2 separate regions of the Homo sapiens genome follow, and region 2 is linked to region 1. Evidence: chromatin contacts called from ENCODE Hi-C or POLR2A ChIA-PET data. All regions are on one chromosome and are shown on one strand. Each heading gives the region's core, a stretch centred on a gene start or an enhancer-like site at or near the end of the contact. The rest is flanking DNA. Distances are from core to core; before and after follow the strand shown.

Region 1 (7,799 bases), core at 3,082-5,581:
AACTTAACAGTTTTGTTTGAACTCCTGGTCTTAGAAAAATAAGCCAGCATCTGCAAAACACAATTAAACACCTAAACATTTTTATACTTGAATGAAACAAAACAAAACAAAAAAACCTCAATGAATATCTTTAACTATTGTTGGCTTTAAAAGGCCTGTATCAGGTAACAAAGAAGGGAAAAGGGATGGGTGCTAACACCTTCTGGGTCGTGACTCTGTGCTAAGATGGACAATTATTATAGAAGTGAGTTAACATTAATCCTATTTAATTAACCCTATTATTTAACAGATGTGTACAAAAGCTCAGAAAGACTCAAGTCACTTCCCAAGGTGCTGGTCAATCTTAAGGCCCTGGTTCAAACCCAGGCCTTTCTGCCTCCAAAGGCCAAATTATTTCCATTATACCATGCACACAAAAATCCCTTAAATAAAAATGTATAGTATTACCAGGCCGGGCATGGTGGTTCACGTCTGTAATCCCAGCACTTTGGGAGTCCAAGGCACGCAGATCACGAGGTCAGGAGATCAAGACCATCCTGGCTAACACTGTGAAACTCTGTCTCTACTAAAAATACAAAAAATTAGCCGGGCGTGGTGGCAGGCGACTGTAGTCCCAGCTACTCGGGAGGCTAAGGCAGGAGAATAGCGTGAACCTGGGAGGCACAGGTTGCAGTAAGCCGAGATCGTGCCACTGCACTCGAGCCTGGGCGACAGAGCCAGACTCCATCTCAAAAAAAAAAAAAAGTATAGTATTACGGAAATGTAGAGTTTGACAGGCCCTTAGAAACTCCCTAATTCAACATCTCATTTAATAGATAAGAAAACTATAATAAACAAATAAGAAAACTACACTAAACAATTTCCAAAGATGGCCACCAACAATCCCTTCCCTCCTCTGGAGGTACGCTGCTCCTTCCATCAAGAGGCAGTTATTTCCTCTCCTCTTGACCTTGTGATTTGCTGCCCAATAGAATACAGTGGAAATAATAGTGTGCCAGTTCCAGAGGTAGCCCTTAGGAAGCTGGCAGCTTCCACTTTCATGTGCTCTGGGGAAGCTAGATGCCATGTTGTAAGGGAGCTCAAGCCAGATTACTGAGTGATGAGACACCTTGTGAAGAGAGAGGGTATCATTGAGAAGAACTAAACATGTGAGTGAAGTCTTCTAGAGCTTTGTAGCCTGGTCAGTAACCAAATGCATCTGAGTGATTGACCCCAGCCAAAGACAAATAAAGCAGAAAAACTGCCCAGCTGGATTTTCTGACCCATTGAAATATGAGAATAGTGGGGCTTCTTTGTCACACAGATACAGATAACGGAAACAAAAGAGGCTAGCTGACTTGCCCCTAGATAGGAATCAATAGCAAGGACTAAAATCTAACAACCCTAACTTCTAATCCTGACCACCTGCCACTGTAGCCCAAAGTATAAACTGATTAACAAATAGTGCACCCAACAGACTGGCTGCCCTATGGCTTTTCCACAACATCCCATTCAGAAACATGTCTGAAAAAAATTACTGGGCTCATCTGGTCATAACCCAGCTATGCTGGGTGCTCTGGTATCTCTTTTTCACTAACCTTTATTTAATGATATTAGTTTGACACATTAATTTCTCACTGCAAACTACCTGAGGTTAGGGATGGGCAATCATCAGCCTCATCTGTGTCTATAGTGCCTAACCCAGGGCCTTGCATGATGAGGATAAATAAAGATTTGCTAATTGAGCCCTCACATATGAAAAGAATTAGACTACTCCTCACTCCCAAGAATTATGAGACCAGGAACAAATAAGTCAAGGCCAAGTCCCTCAAATACCATACAGCATGTCACTGTAAGATAATAAAATAATTACTGACAGCCTAAGACATGCATAAAATGTTATTTTCCCACTTTCACAGCATTATGTCTTTTATATTAATTTGATATCCAAAAGAAACCCTGTAAAACAGACACTGCTGTTAATCCTACCTTATAGCTGAAGAAATAAGATGCTCAAAGGGGTAATAAAATTCACCCAAAGTCATCCAGTTTTCAAAAGTGAAACCACAACATGCATTCAGGAATCCTGATTAAAAGTCTGATATTTTAATTTTCTAGAATCCTTTCCTCAAAGACTTGATGATCTAAATTTCAAGAAGTGCTATCAAAGAACCTAGAGTAAAATGAATAGATTTAGAGAACCACAAAAATTTAGAACCAGACATGATCTCAATACTAATCAGTAACATATGGTGAATTTTTCAGGTAATAAGGATCCGGATGCTAGACCTGGTACATACCTTACCAGAATCTATATAATGCTATTCCACTGTGGAACAAACAGCATGACATTCTTTTTTCACCTCATATTAAACTCGCAAAATATAGCACAAGTGTGTGCATGTGTGTATGTGAGTGTTTAAGGTAACTATTAATAACCTGATTATTTCCAACAGTCTGAAAATCAGTGTTTTTGTCACATGACACTCACATGGGACAAAGTGACACATATAGAGGCCTAGCTTCCTGTATTACTTAATCATGGATATTCCAAGAGCCTACTACTAGAGAAGTATCTCAAAGCACAATTAGCAAACACTATGCATCGTTACATTATTTGGCTAATGACGGCTACGCTGCTGTACGTTTTTGCCATTTCAATGGAATGTCATTTCCATGGAATTCTCTGGGACTGTAAATTGCAAGGACACTCTCAATCGCTACCCCATCCCTCACTTTCTCAACCAAGCATCCCCCAAACTAAGAGTAATAATAACAAAAAGGAAAGGTGAGTCGGATGAGCAGTAATGGTAATAAAACTATGACTTCAAGGATTTCTTTCCAGACTCGACTGGCCCCCTCCAGCCCTTACTGCTGGGACCAGGGCGGAACTGGGGTCCCAAAGCTTTCAAAGGACAAAGAGGATCCTTACTCTCCGACCATCATCTCCAGGTTCCTGAATCTGGAAAGGAAGTACTGAAGAGGCAGTCTTGTGTCACTCTGAGAATGCTTTCCCTGGGGCCACTTTGGATAGTTTTCGTCGTTGGGACTGTCTTCCCTCGGTGTTTGGTGGTGGTACATCCTAGTGAGGAGGACTCTATGACAGAAGCAATCTAAATATACACATTCATAAAAGGCTAGGGATGCAAGTGTGCACATACAACCACCAGGCAAACAAACAGGCATTTAGGATGTCATAGTAACGTGGGCACGAGCCAACGACTGTAAAAGCACTTTAGTTGCTGTGCTTCTTTAGATCACAGCGGGAAGATACTTTATAAAACATTGGAACAATGATGCCCCCTACAGCCCTCAGAGAGAATCCAAGGTGCTTACTGAGTTCATCTATTTGGTAAGAGATCCTGAGTTTACTTTTCTGGTAAGAATTAATTTTTACACTAGAATAAGTAATAAAAACACATGCTTTGTACATATGTTGGAAAAAATTAAAAGTATCAAGGTCTAACACTAAGAAATTATTAAAATAAAATATAATGTCTAGACAATCAAAACCATTATACTGAAACATTTTACTTTTCTGAAGCATATAGAAGCAAATTCTATGGATTGTCATCTTGATTATTAATAGAGATTATTTTCAAAAGAATTATTAAAAATATTTTCAAAGTGGAACTGTGGACTCCTAAAAGGAGAAATAGGTTGAGATGATTTTTTTTTTAAAAAAACAAATATACCACAAATTGAAGATTACAACATTCCCTGACTGGAACTGAAAAAAAGACCAGTAAGAAATAATCCAAAGCTGGAGTGACTTCCCTGTTCTCTATGAGCCAAGACGAAGAAACTTGTCATCTTTGGGACAAGGAAAGTGGGGGGTACTGGGCACTTCAGAAATGCTTTAGACCACACTTGTCCAACTCGCTGCCCAGGATGGCTTTGAATGCAGCCCAACACAAATGTGTAAACTTTCTTAAAACATTATGAGATTTTTTTTGCGATTTTTTTTTAAAGCTATTGTTAGTATAAGTGTATTTTATGTGTGGCCCAAGACAATTCTTCTTCCAGTGTGGCCCAGGGAAGCCAAAAGATTGGACACCCCTGCTTTAGATTATTCAAGGTCTGTGCAGATATGAAAGAAGCATAGGACAGCTCCTTCTTCCCAGGGAATGTGGCTAGGCATAATGTATATAAAAGCAGATGTATATCACCTCAAGATGATGTTCTTAGGAAAGAAAACAAATTGGAAATATATATAAAACATAACATAAACTGCACATAACAGTCAAAAAAACACATAGCAAGAGAGAAATCAATATGGGAAAGGTTTAGATGTGTAACAAAGAAAAAGCAAGTCATTCACTGGTCAAGCTTGGAAAAAGCTGAAGGGTGTGGACCAAGGAAGAAAAGGTGAGAGATAGCAAACAGAGGGAAAACCACAGAAAAGCCAGATGACTGCAGGAAATGCAAATGCATTAGTTTCACAGGAATAAGTGGGCCACGTTCCCCAGTTCCAAGATGAAAACAAACATGGGTCCAAGTTAAAAAGGAAGGGGAGAGTAATTATCAGAATGCCTTACGTCTAGCTGGAGAGTTCAGATTAGATCCATTTAAACAAAAGGAATTACCCTGATCACCTAAGCAAGGAAGTAACATGATGAATATGATGTTAAGAAAACATTACCCTGGCACTTGTCTAGATGAACTGGAATGGTAAGAGAAGAGAGGCACAGAGGTCCTCAGAGATTAACATGGACATAAAAACAAGGACAATAAAGGCTTGAATTTCTAAGAGGAGTAAATTCAAGATGCTCTGCAGAGCAGGAATGCGTTTAGTAAGTGACTAAAGAATGAAGGACGAGACATCATTTGGCAAGCCCAGGGTGTGTGGAGGCAGCATCAGAGACTTTCAAAGCAAAAATCAGCTTAGATGAAAGCCATGATAAACTCAGTTCTTTGTTTGAAGTTTTAGGGATCAATGTAGGCAGAAACTTCTTGGAGGCAGGTGGAAAGTTGAGACTAAAAAGGAGGATAAGAAGCCAGAGCTGTATTTACACATTTTTAGTCATCCAAAAAAAGAACAGACTAGTTTATCTATTATCACATGAGGAAAGGACTGGGAAAATGAAGCCTAGAAAACTGGGTGTCTGGCCAGAAAGGCAGAGAGAACTCTTAGAAAAAAAAAATTAATTTCAAGTCCAAGAACTTTGTTTCAAAGTCATCAACACTCAGAGCAGATGCCTTACAGAGTGAGAAGGTATCTAAAAGCTCTAAGCCTGAGATAAAACTCATTGGGTGACTGCTGGTGTGAAAACTTTTACTAATTTTATTTCAATTCTTTCACGAAATCAGCACATACTTACTTAAATACAGCTTCCAGCATGAGCAAAGCAATAGAACAATGATACTGAATGGGAAAACAGCATCCTATGTTAGTTTGGGCATAGCATCAACCACTCTGCAAACTCGCATTGACCCTGTATGTCTTTAAAACATAAAGCTCTTACAAGGAATACATGAAATTAAGGAGGAATTGGAAGATGCAGACTTTAAGTATCAGGAGAAGAAATATAGAGGTACTTCTTTCACTTTAAAAGTTTCACAGGGACAAATCTCTGTAAAATCATTCTTCGGGACAAAGGTTGCACACTCCAAAGTTATTTCCAGTAAGGAATATAACCATTTAAAATGTTTGTGATTTATTCTGTTTAGGCACTTCAGTTTTATTCTTTCTTAAAATGTGTAGAAAAATCAGTACCTAGAACTCAATTGATATGAAAATAATTGCATAAATCTTTTCAATGTGATACACAAAATCAACGCAGCCATTTTCAAATGAGCACTGATAATAGTCAGTACCACGTTCCCATTTAAGTAGACGAAAAAACCTAGGACACAGGATTTAAGTGATTCCTTGAGGCAAACTAGCAAGACAAAAGCCTAGTGATTACCCATTTACCATTCAACTGTCTCTTTCTCTGAAAGTTTAAAGAGCTGCTCTATACTTTTACTATAAAGGGGAAATCATTGTCAATTCTTAGGCTTATTTCTCTTTTTGTGGTGTTCTAAGGAATGTGAAGACTAAGGTTAACTGAAATTCAGAGAAGAATATAAAACTATAATTGCTCTGAAAGAGTGGAAAGAAAAACATTGATAGTAAAGATGCAGGGAGTTCTTTTTTTTTTAATAAAATCTCTCCTTTCCTCCTAAATATTAATAAAACCTTAAATCTTTTACTTTAGATTCAGAAAACGACTCAAGCTTCCCACCCCTAAATTCCAGCCCTCCCCTCTCCCAAAATAAAAAGTAGACAACCCCATCAAGAGCAAAAGTAAAAGCGTTTAGCCTCCTGGAATGGGTGGGAAGAAAGAGGAGGGGATCATTACACATTCCCTGTAGAAGACAAAGCCAGATGCACATTCCAGAGAAATCTGGCGGGTCCGAGTTTTTCCTTAAATACAGACTGGCCTGTCACTAAGCCAGGCTCTGTAATCTTCCCAGGCTGCCACCGCTAGGGAAGCCAGGAATCCCTTCTAATTAATCAAGCCCTCCCAACAAAAATTTTCCCACCCACAATAAAGTAGGTTGGGGGGGAAGGGAAGCAGCAGAGAAAGCTCTGCAGCCAAAAGAATTCTAGACTTTAGTATAATACCTAACTAATCCAAGAAAACAGATGCAGGAAGCAGAGGAAATTATCTACAGAGACACACAATGAGGTAGGAAACTTTCACAGCACTGCTCCGCTGGGACCCAAAATTTAAATTCAAAATCATAAGTTAGAATTATTATTGAGAGCGACCCTGGCAACATTCTATACTTTTTCAAATGCCTCTAAGGCAGCGGGTGGACACATAAACTTTCCTGAGGTAGACACCATGTGTATCACTTGACACTTTTAACAATAATTTGATATTTGGATTTCTTTTTTATTTTACTAAAGTTTTGTTTTAATGGATAAACATTCATGACTATTACATTATGTGTCCATGTCTATTTCTTGCAAAGGAAATGGCTTTACCTTGGCCTTGCTAACTTACCCCACACCTGCAGCCAGTTTAACCCAAGGTAACTTCATTGAATGCTTATTCTGATAAGGTACCAGGAGGTAGGAGTACCAAGGATACAGCAATTTAGATCTGTGTTGGCCAATACAGCCGATACTAGCCAGTGGTGCCTACTGAACATTTGAAATGCAGCTAATAGGAATTGAGATGTGCTGTAAAAGATATATTTGTAGGCCGGGCACAGTGGCTCACGCCTATAATCCCATCACTTTGGAATGCAGAGGCAGGCGGATCACTAAAAGTCAGGAGTTTGAGACCAGCCTGGCCAACATGGCAAAACCTCATCTCTACTAAAAATACAAAAATTAGCTGGGCATGGCGGCATGTGCCTGTAATCCCAGCTACTTGGGAGGCTGAGACAAGAGAATCACTTGAACCTGGGAGGCAGAGGTTGCAGTGAGCCAAGATCTTGCCACCGCACTCCAACCTGGGCGACAGAGCAACAAGCGAGACTCAATCTCAAAAAAATAGATAAATAAAAGATATATTTGTATACATATTCTATACATAAATCAGTGTGTGTGAGTGTGTTTATTTCAGACTTTGCAAGCAATAAGGTCTTTGTTTCAACTACTCAACCCTCCACTTCATTGTAGCATAAAAGCAGCCAGGGATGATATGTAAACAAGTGGGAGTGGCTGGATTCCGGTAAAACATTATTTACAAAAACAAGCAGCTGGCATGTGGGCTGTAATTTGCAGATCTCTGGTCTAGATCTTTTCCCTACCCTAAAGAGTTTATTATTTTGGAAATTTTAAAACACTGGGGTGGGTGCAAAGCTTGGGTTTAAGATTGCTA
Region 2 (7,799 bases), core at 1,343-3,842, 140 kb before region 1:
TCTTCCACATACTTCCCAGTTTACATTTGGTCTTAATGATCTTGAATAGATTCTCTCTTCATTTTACTCAGCCAGGTTTTGTACTGATGTACAGGTGTTAAATTACTTCAAGCATTTTTGTAAGATTTGTATATGATTAAATAAAAAAGGTAAAACATGATGATTAAAAAAATAATAATAATTAATGGCTGGGCGTTGTGGCTCATGCCTGTAATCCCCGCACTTTGGGAGGCCCATGCGGGTGGATCAGCTAAGGTCAGGAGTTCGAGACCAGCCTGACTAACATGGTGAAATCCTGTCACTACTAAAAACACGAAAATTAGCCGGGCGTGGTGGTGCATGCCTGTAATCCCAGCTACTCAGGAGGCAGGAGAATCGCTTGAACCTGGGAGACGGAGGTTGAGGTGAGCCGAGGTCACGCCACTGCACTCCAGCATGGGCAACAGGAGCGAAACTGCATCTCAATAATAATAATAGTAACCCAACCAGAGTATTTTGAAAAGTAGGCAATTCACAGTAGAATATTACAAAACATAGTCTTAGGGCATATTCAAAATGTTACTGCTTCTCGATTCCTCCTAATCACATCTGCTGAGAATGATACACCCAGAGTTGATCGAATCAGGCTGAGGCTCCTGGCACACGAGTCCCAGCACAGAGGTGAAACGGAGTGGAGTCTAAGGTCTCATGTTCATTGTTGGCTTGTCCCAGGGCCAGCTTCTCAACCCCTTGATGGTTGGTTTCTCATCTACCTTACAGGACTGTTTGGGAAATTTAAATGCAGTGAGGTGTAGGAAGCAACTTTGGAAACTGGAGAGTGTTGAACACATTTTCAAATGTGATGCCTTCACAAACCATGTGGGGCTGGAGAGAAGGCAAGAGTGCCTTGTATTCATGAAGAACTCATATGATTCCCAAAGTCCTTTTCCCAACATCTCATCTGGTCCCCAAGGAGTATTCATCAGGGCAGGTATTGTCACTATGTGATGGATGAGAAGAATGAGACCCACAAAGACTGAGGCCGTGCATGTAGTCAGGGGCAGAAATGAGTCTAGGAGGCCTGCTCCCTGTGCAGTAGTACTCTCTTCACTTTGCCCAATGGCCACAGTATCATTTGCCATCATGGTTAGATATGGACTTATAGAAAGAGAAGAGCACTTTGGCTCCAGTCCTCTCTTGGTCACTACCTGACTGTGATATTTGGACAACTGACATATTCTCTGAGCACCAGTTTCTTCATCTATAAAAAGAGAGATGATAATAATGCCTCTATGGTGGATACTCATTCAGTTCCTGGAAGCAATGCTCAGATTTTGTCCTGGAAAATCACATCTTCAACCCCCATCCATGTCCATGCATTTCAAGAGACCTTGTTTCCCTACCTGACTCCAGAAACTGGCCTGTGGCTCAGGCCAATCAAACTACTGAACTAACAAGCCTCAAAGAGATGCATCAGCCACAGCTGTCCTGGCAAGAGGCCTCACCTCCCCCTGCTGGAAGGATATGGACCTGAGGCTGCCGGGACCAACCACCACACATAAGCTGAGAGTGAAGCCAACACAGTGGAATCTGGAGCCAAAGATGGTGAGAAATGGAGTCTTAATGATATTCTTTGTGTCTCTGATCAAGCTGTACCTAAAGCCTGGACTTTTCAGGGGCATGAGACAAAAACCTTCCTTTTTTGGCTAAGCTGCTTTGAGTTGGCCTTGCTGTCTCGTGAAAATGAAAAGGTTCAAGACTGATACAATCTCTTCTCAGGTTTGTTGCACTGAATAGGTTATTGTATGCGACAGCCCTCTGCAAATAATTAAAACCTTCTGCCAACAATAAAAGCAGATTAAAAGTGTAATATATTATCAGCTTATTTGGGGGGCATATAATAATGTTAAAGTATGAAACTGGAACATTTTAATTTGTAATGAGGCAAAAAGAACGTTACAACCATACTTTAGTGGACACCTCATGATTTTCAGGAGCATCAGCGATGTGAAATATGACACATAAGAAAGCCTCAGTTAGTTACAGAAAAGCAGTGCAAACAGAGCATGAATGACAATGACTACAATCCCAGACCACAAGGCAAAATGGCTGCGCAGAAGCCACCTGTCTTTAAAATGAAGAAGTCTCTCTTTCCTAAATTTCACTAATAATACTTTTTAAATTTTTTGATAATAACTAAGTAAAAAGGGCAAAACAGGTGGGACAGAGTCGCAATGAATAACGAAAAGAAAAGATGGAAACACACAAGCATGTATGTATTGACTCAAGGGAACTGAGGCAAACAGGAGGTGAAATGAAAAGTGGCATCGCATGAATTCCACTGGGACTGAAGTTGTTTTTCTCTAAAGATGACAATGATGATGGACATTTGTTCTGAGACCAAAGGCAAAACACTTGGCACAGGGGCTAGCACCTGGTATGTGAGTCCACGTGAGACATGCACGAGGCAGACATGACCTTCCCCATTTCAGACTTGAGGATACTGATGCTCTGGATGGCCAAGCCATCTGCCCAGTTCCCACAGTGAGGGGCAAGCCTTCATTCCACACGTGTCTGGCCCAGAGTCCGTCCTCTGAGGACTTCACTTCTCTGCCTTCCCATGAAAAGGGCGGGTCTCTAAGGGGAAGTGAGCCAGGGCTGCTGATAATGCTGTCATTTGGGTTAGTAGTGAATACTCTCATTTTCTCTTTAAAATTATTTTTTAAAAGTTTTCTTTTCTTCTGAATTGATGCCAGTGAAGCTCTTGTGTAGATCTGGGGAAGCACCCATAAGTGGCTGCAAACAGTATCACCCTAAACATGAAATCGGTGAAAATAATCAAGGAAGTTATTTTGCAGGAAGTATACATTTCACAGGGATTTTCCAGTTTACATTCACCTACCCTCAAGAACCTAAAAATATATCCTGACCAACCTTAGCCTCTATGCTCAAATCTCTGGTGCCAAACAAGTGTGACAAACTTGGACATTTTGAAGAATTTATGGGTTTGGGCCAACACTTGACATTGTGAGGCTTATCAACTGTTCTGAGAATTGGATAGAAGCTATTTAACTTTGACCAGAAAAAAACATAAAAATACACATTTTTTTTTTAATTTTAAGGAATTCATGAATCATAGGCTAGTAACTCCAGTTTAAAAGTAGAAGGGAAACATCTGTAAAAAATAGAGAAAACATACTAGGAATTATCCAAGGCAGAGTTGGGCCACTTTAGGAGGTCTTCTTGTTAAAAAAAAATGCCTTCTCTGACAAAGGCCTGTGGTTGAAAAGTGCCAACACCTGTGGGAAGGTAGACAGACCTCTTTCGGGATGATGAAAGAAGGATAATGTCTTTCCTAACATCTCACCTGACTGAGCATGTGGGCCTGAACAGGGACATGGTGGAGAGAGGTGGGTAAACATGAAGTCCAGCTGCGCAGGGAGTAGGGCTAACCAGGAGAGAGCCCACAGTAGCCCTGGGCACTGATGGGAAAAGGGTCTAAGAGCTAGAGAGAACACACCACAGATGATTGTCTCATTTCAAAATTCTGCTCTGAGCTGGCCTTCTGCCCAGGGATGTGGAAGGAATAGCTCTTGCCATTTCCCTGAGATACAGATACTAAGGCCTCCTCTTTCCAAGACTCAGAGCTCATGATAGTAACAGCTTTTGTGAACTAGTCTGGGAACCTCATCCCGTTATGACACTGTATCCTTGGGAAAATGAGTATTGAATTCTAAATCATCTGCTAACTAATGAACTCTCTGTGCTATCACTGTGGGTGTTCTGATGAAGATGGGCTTTTAGGAATTCAAGCCTGAGAAGTCTGCTGTCTCTTGATTCCTACGTACTTTAGAGAGGTGACTGGGTTTTTCCTCCAAAGCCGTATCTCAATGTGAGTCTGCTGGCAGCTACTGGAAATCGAAGGTGTTGAGCTGGGTGGTCGCTGCTCCTTCTCCTCCTCCTCTTCCTCCTCTGGATGTTGGTTAACAGAACTCCCACTGAAGGTCACAAGTTTTTGCCTTTAGCGTGTCTCTTTCTCCAGCACTGACTGGCTGGCTAAATGGGGGTTTATCACTTAACTCTTTGGTACTTTAGTTTTTATAGCTGCAAAATAAAGTTGAGCTGGCAAGTGGAGAAAATAATTAGGGAGTCGAGTTTCTTGGGAAAATATTAATAATATAAGCAGAATGATAGTGTCAGGTATTTTTCTCCTTTCAAGCAGGAAGGAGAAGATTGTACAGCAGTCTGTTAATGTGGCGTTAATTGCATTTAAATGAAGACTTCTTCAGAGAAGAAAGGAAATGATGTTGATAAAAATTAATACTGTATAAGTGCCTTAGACTTTCTATGACCTTTTTTTTTTTTTTTTTTTTGAGACAGAGTATTGCTCTGTCACCCAGGCTGGAGTGCAGTGGTGCAATCTCGGCTCACTGCAAGCTCCGCCTCCTGGGTTCACACCATTCTCCCACCTCAGCCTCCTGAGTAGCTGGGACTACAGGCGCCTGCCACCACATCCGGCTACCTTTTTTTTTTTCCTGTATTTTTAGTAGAGATGGTGTTTCACTGTGTTAGCCAGGATGGTCTCGATCTCCTGACCTCGTGATCCGCCCGCCTCGGCCTCCCAAAGTGCTGGGATTACAGGCATGAGCCACCGCGCCTGGCCTTCTATGACATTTTAATATTCATTATTTCACTTGCTCTTTAGGAAAACTTGAGAACGCTGTACAGAAAGTATCATGTTTACCTTTGCTTAACAAGTTAGGTGACTAGTGCTCTTGTGAAGCCAGATGACTTGTGTAAGGTCATCAGTGAATAAGGGGAGAGGCAGTGGTCAAAGCCAGGTCTTTACATTTTAACTCAAATCCCTTTTCCAGTTGTTCTATTCCCCACCACGTTTTTCCTAATCAAATCTATCAAAGGGTTCATCAATGGAGATCACGGGCCTCTGCACAGGCAAAGATACACTATGAGAAAAAAACCACAAAGGATTGGGGATGGAGATACATCCTATTCCAACTTATCCTATCTAATGATCCTCATTCATTTAACCTATCCTATTCTACTTCAGCAAAGGGCAGGTTCCCTTGCAGGAATGGCAGTGGTGGGAGGAGGCACAAACCATGTTTTTCACAAATACTGGCTAAACATTTGGGAAGATTTCATTATTAAGAAAAGAGAACAAATTTCATTATTAACAAAAGAGAACTCAGGTTACTGTAATATACAAGCAAAAGACAATCTTTTAAAAAATGATCTCACCCTAGAGATTTTTTTTTTTCTTATTTTCTCCATCTTAGTCTAGAGAAACTAACCAACAGAGGACATCTTCATCCTCACTACCAGCATTTTCAGAGGGTCATCTCTCTGCCAGTCCCTATAAGGTTGGGTGGGGATGGTGGCTATCCAAGGAAAACAGCCCATCGTAGGCCACTTGCTGAGGGTGTGGCCCTAATCTATTCCTTAACTATCTGTTGAACATGTTCTGACCCTGAGCCTTGGCCTTAACTGATTGGAAAGGGACAGGGCAGTCAGCCTTGGGAGGGGGCAAGCACCATGAGAATTCTTTCACACTAAACAGTAGTGTGACTTAAGAGAAGTGTTCTATTTAGTGCTTAAACATTGTCTCTTGGCAGTATGTCCCACTAATCTTTCTACTTAGATGATGCTAGTGAGGACTAGCCTTGTGTGGCTGATGCAGGTCAGCAGAACCTTGATGGCTATTTTGGCCACAGCTCAAATGAAGCATAAGGCAGAGAACCCAAATATCTTAGTGTCATCAGCGAAATCCAGCTGCTAAGGGGCAAAAGAGAGTCTGCTCCCTACAGATGCCTCATTGTCATGTGTGCACTGACGGTGTGGCAGAGGCAGACACAGCTCGGCTGTCCCTTAAACCTAAAGACTATAATTAGCATAATATTGGTCACTACACGGAATAAAAAGGACCTCATATCATAAACTAAAATACATTCCATAAAAGTATCAGAAGAAAATACAAGTGTTTATCTAATTTGAAAAACATAACACCAACATCATCGAAAGCAGAGATCATTACAGAAAACACAATTCTGAGGAAAAACAATGCATCCTACCATACAGCACTGACATACAAGTGAAAGGAAAATAATAAACTCACTGAGAGTTACTTTCCTTACTAGATAAGAAGTCTTCATGTAGCAGAGTTTGTCAAATACAAAATCATCAGTAAAAAAAATGGACAGAAACACATAACTGACAAATAGGGTCCTAGTTAAAATACATACACACGGACCTCAGTTTATTAAGTATGATGTATGAAGAGATACCATCCAGATCACTAGCAGAGACTTTGTGTTCAGGGTTGTGGCTAGTTTTTATTTTCTTTATATATATTTGGATTAAAAGCTTTTTTGTACAATGAATATGTACAATATTGGTCATCAGTTATTAGGTAAAATCTAAGTTCATAACATTGTGGAAAATGTGAAATATGAAAACAGCCTCTCTCTACTCAAGGAACTTTCCCTAGTGCTACAGGAATCTCTTGTTAATATCTTCCACGCAATTCACCACTAGCGTTGTTTAGAAATAAGAAAAATAAATTTTTTTAACTCTATGATAGATCATGAAAAATCTGGAAAAGTCATCCACTACTTATTTCATTTTCTAAACACAAAAATAGAGAATTCTTTTCTTGAATGATCTGATTTATACTTATGCAAAAGTTAAAGGATTCTGTCATGAGGGTACAAACATCAGTGCACAGTCAAATGTTAATTAGCTTATTTCTTCTGTTCTAAAAACATAAGGCCTATAATGTTAGCTTATAATTTCTATTTACATCTTTCTTAAGATCAAATATAACTACCCTGGAAGTTTTTCTAATCATAATTTTTTAATCTGCAAGAAAATTTCTTCTTTGTGCAAAATTATTTTGTAGTTTTTATTTAGCTACAGTTTTATTTGCTTCCTCCAATAGAAATCCCATGTGAGAAAAGATTTTTGAGATAATTTGATACCCTCCCCCTTGAATGAGAGGAGGGCTATGGCCCACAAAGGGCTGGATTATGCACAGCTGAGGACTATAACAGCCAAGCTAAAAATAACTCAGCCTTCAATAGTTTATTTGAAGTGAAAATGAGTCTAAACTCATTTTCACTTCAATTTTGTATTCAAAAACTAGAAGGACATTTCTTTACCACTAAACAGTAGTGTGCCTTAAGAGAAGCAGCTGAGTTAGTGCTTCAATATTGTTTCTTGTCAGGATGTCCCGGTAATCCTTCTACTTAGATGATGCTACAGTGAGGACCTAGCCTTGTATGGCTGGCCTACGTCTGCAGAGTCTTAACAGCTATTTTCACAACTTGAACCACAACTCAAATAAAGAGTATAAGGCAGATAACTCAAATATCTTAATGTATATGTCCACTTGTAGGCAGTACTAGCACTACAAATCATTTTTTAATTTCCAAAAGGATCACAGACTTTGAGAGCTTCGGTTTAAAAGTAAAAAAAGTAGGGCTGGGGGATTTTGGACTTTCCTTCTGAGGAACGGCAGAAGAGATCCAATGGAACCCTTAAAGATACAGGTGCAGAGTGGAAAAATATTTAGGAAAAATGGAGGCCCTATTTGAATGACATTTTTAGGTCACCAGGATATCCTTCAGCAGCCTTGATCTGCCAAACTGTAAGCTCCTTGAGGGCCAACACACTTTCTTACTTTTCTTTGTTTTCCTGGTGCCTACCAGAGTTCCCAGTATAGAGCTGGGACTTAGCAAATTATGTTAAAATGTGATGGTAAAAACAGATGGGAAGGCTGATCTCCAGAGACTAGAAGGAGTGGC

The links. A loop is a pair of places that touch in the nucleus more often than their neighbours do. ChIA-PET counts read pairs that join two places held with the same protein, here RNA polymerase II (POLR2A). Pooled maps may share reads with other maps.
Region 2: a loop to region 1 is called in a map of Right ventricle myocardium inferior, with 2.1 times the contacts of the local background. The contact joins two enhancer-like sites. A Hi-C loop is called at or near these places in 1 of 168 maps with a recorded cell type or tissue (Right ventricle myocardium inferior) and 4 of 50 pooled maps. POLR2A ChIA-PET finds 5 or more read pairs at or near these places in 1 of 52 experiments (PC-9).

The regions. Positions count from the first base shown.
Region 1 is chr20:10,465,180-10,472,978 of GRCh38, reverse strand. All of the region lies in intron 2 of SLX4IP (SLX4 interacting protein), which reads right to left. Among named protein-coding and RNA genes, the nearest start is that of SLX4IP, 34 kb to the right of the region's middle. RefSeq lists an enhancer at 5,708-6,407. Within about 2 kb of position 4,331, at least 5 of the 41 ENCODE cell types and tissues checked have a DNase peak (open chromatin) inside an H3K27ac peak, as active enhancers do.
Region 2 is chr20:10,605,227-10,613,025 of GRCh38, reverse strand. All of the region lies in intron 6 of SLX4IP (SLX4 interacting protein), which reads right to left. Among named protein-coding and RNA genes, the nearest start is that of MIR6870, 41 kb to the left of the region's middle. Within about 2 kb of position 2,592, at least 12 of the 41 ENCODE cell types and tissues checked have a DNase peak (open chromatin) inside an H3K27ac peak, as active enhancers do.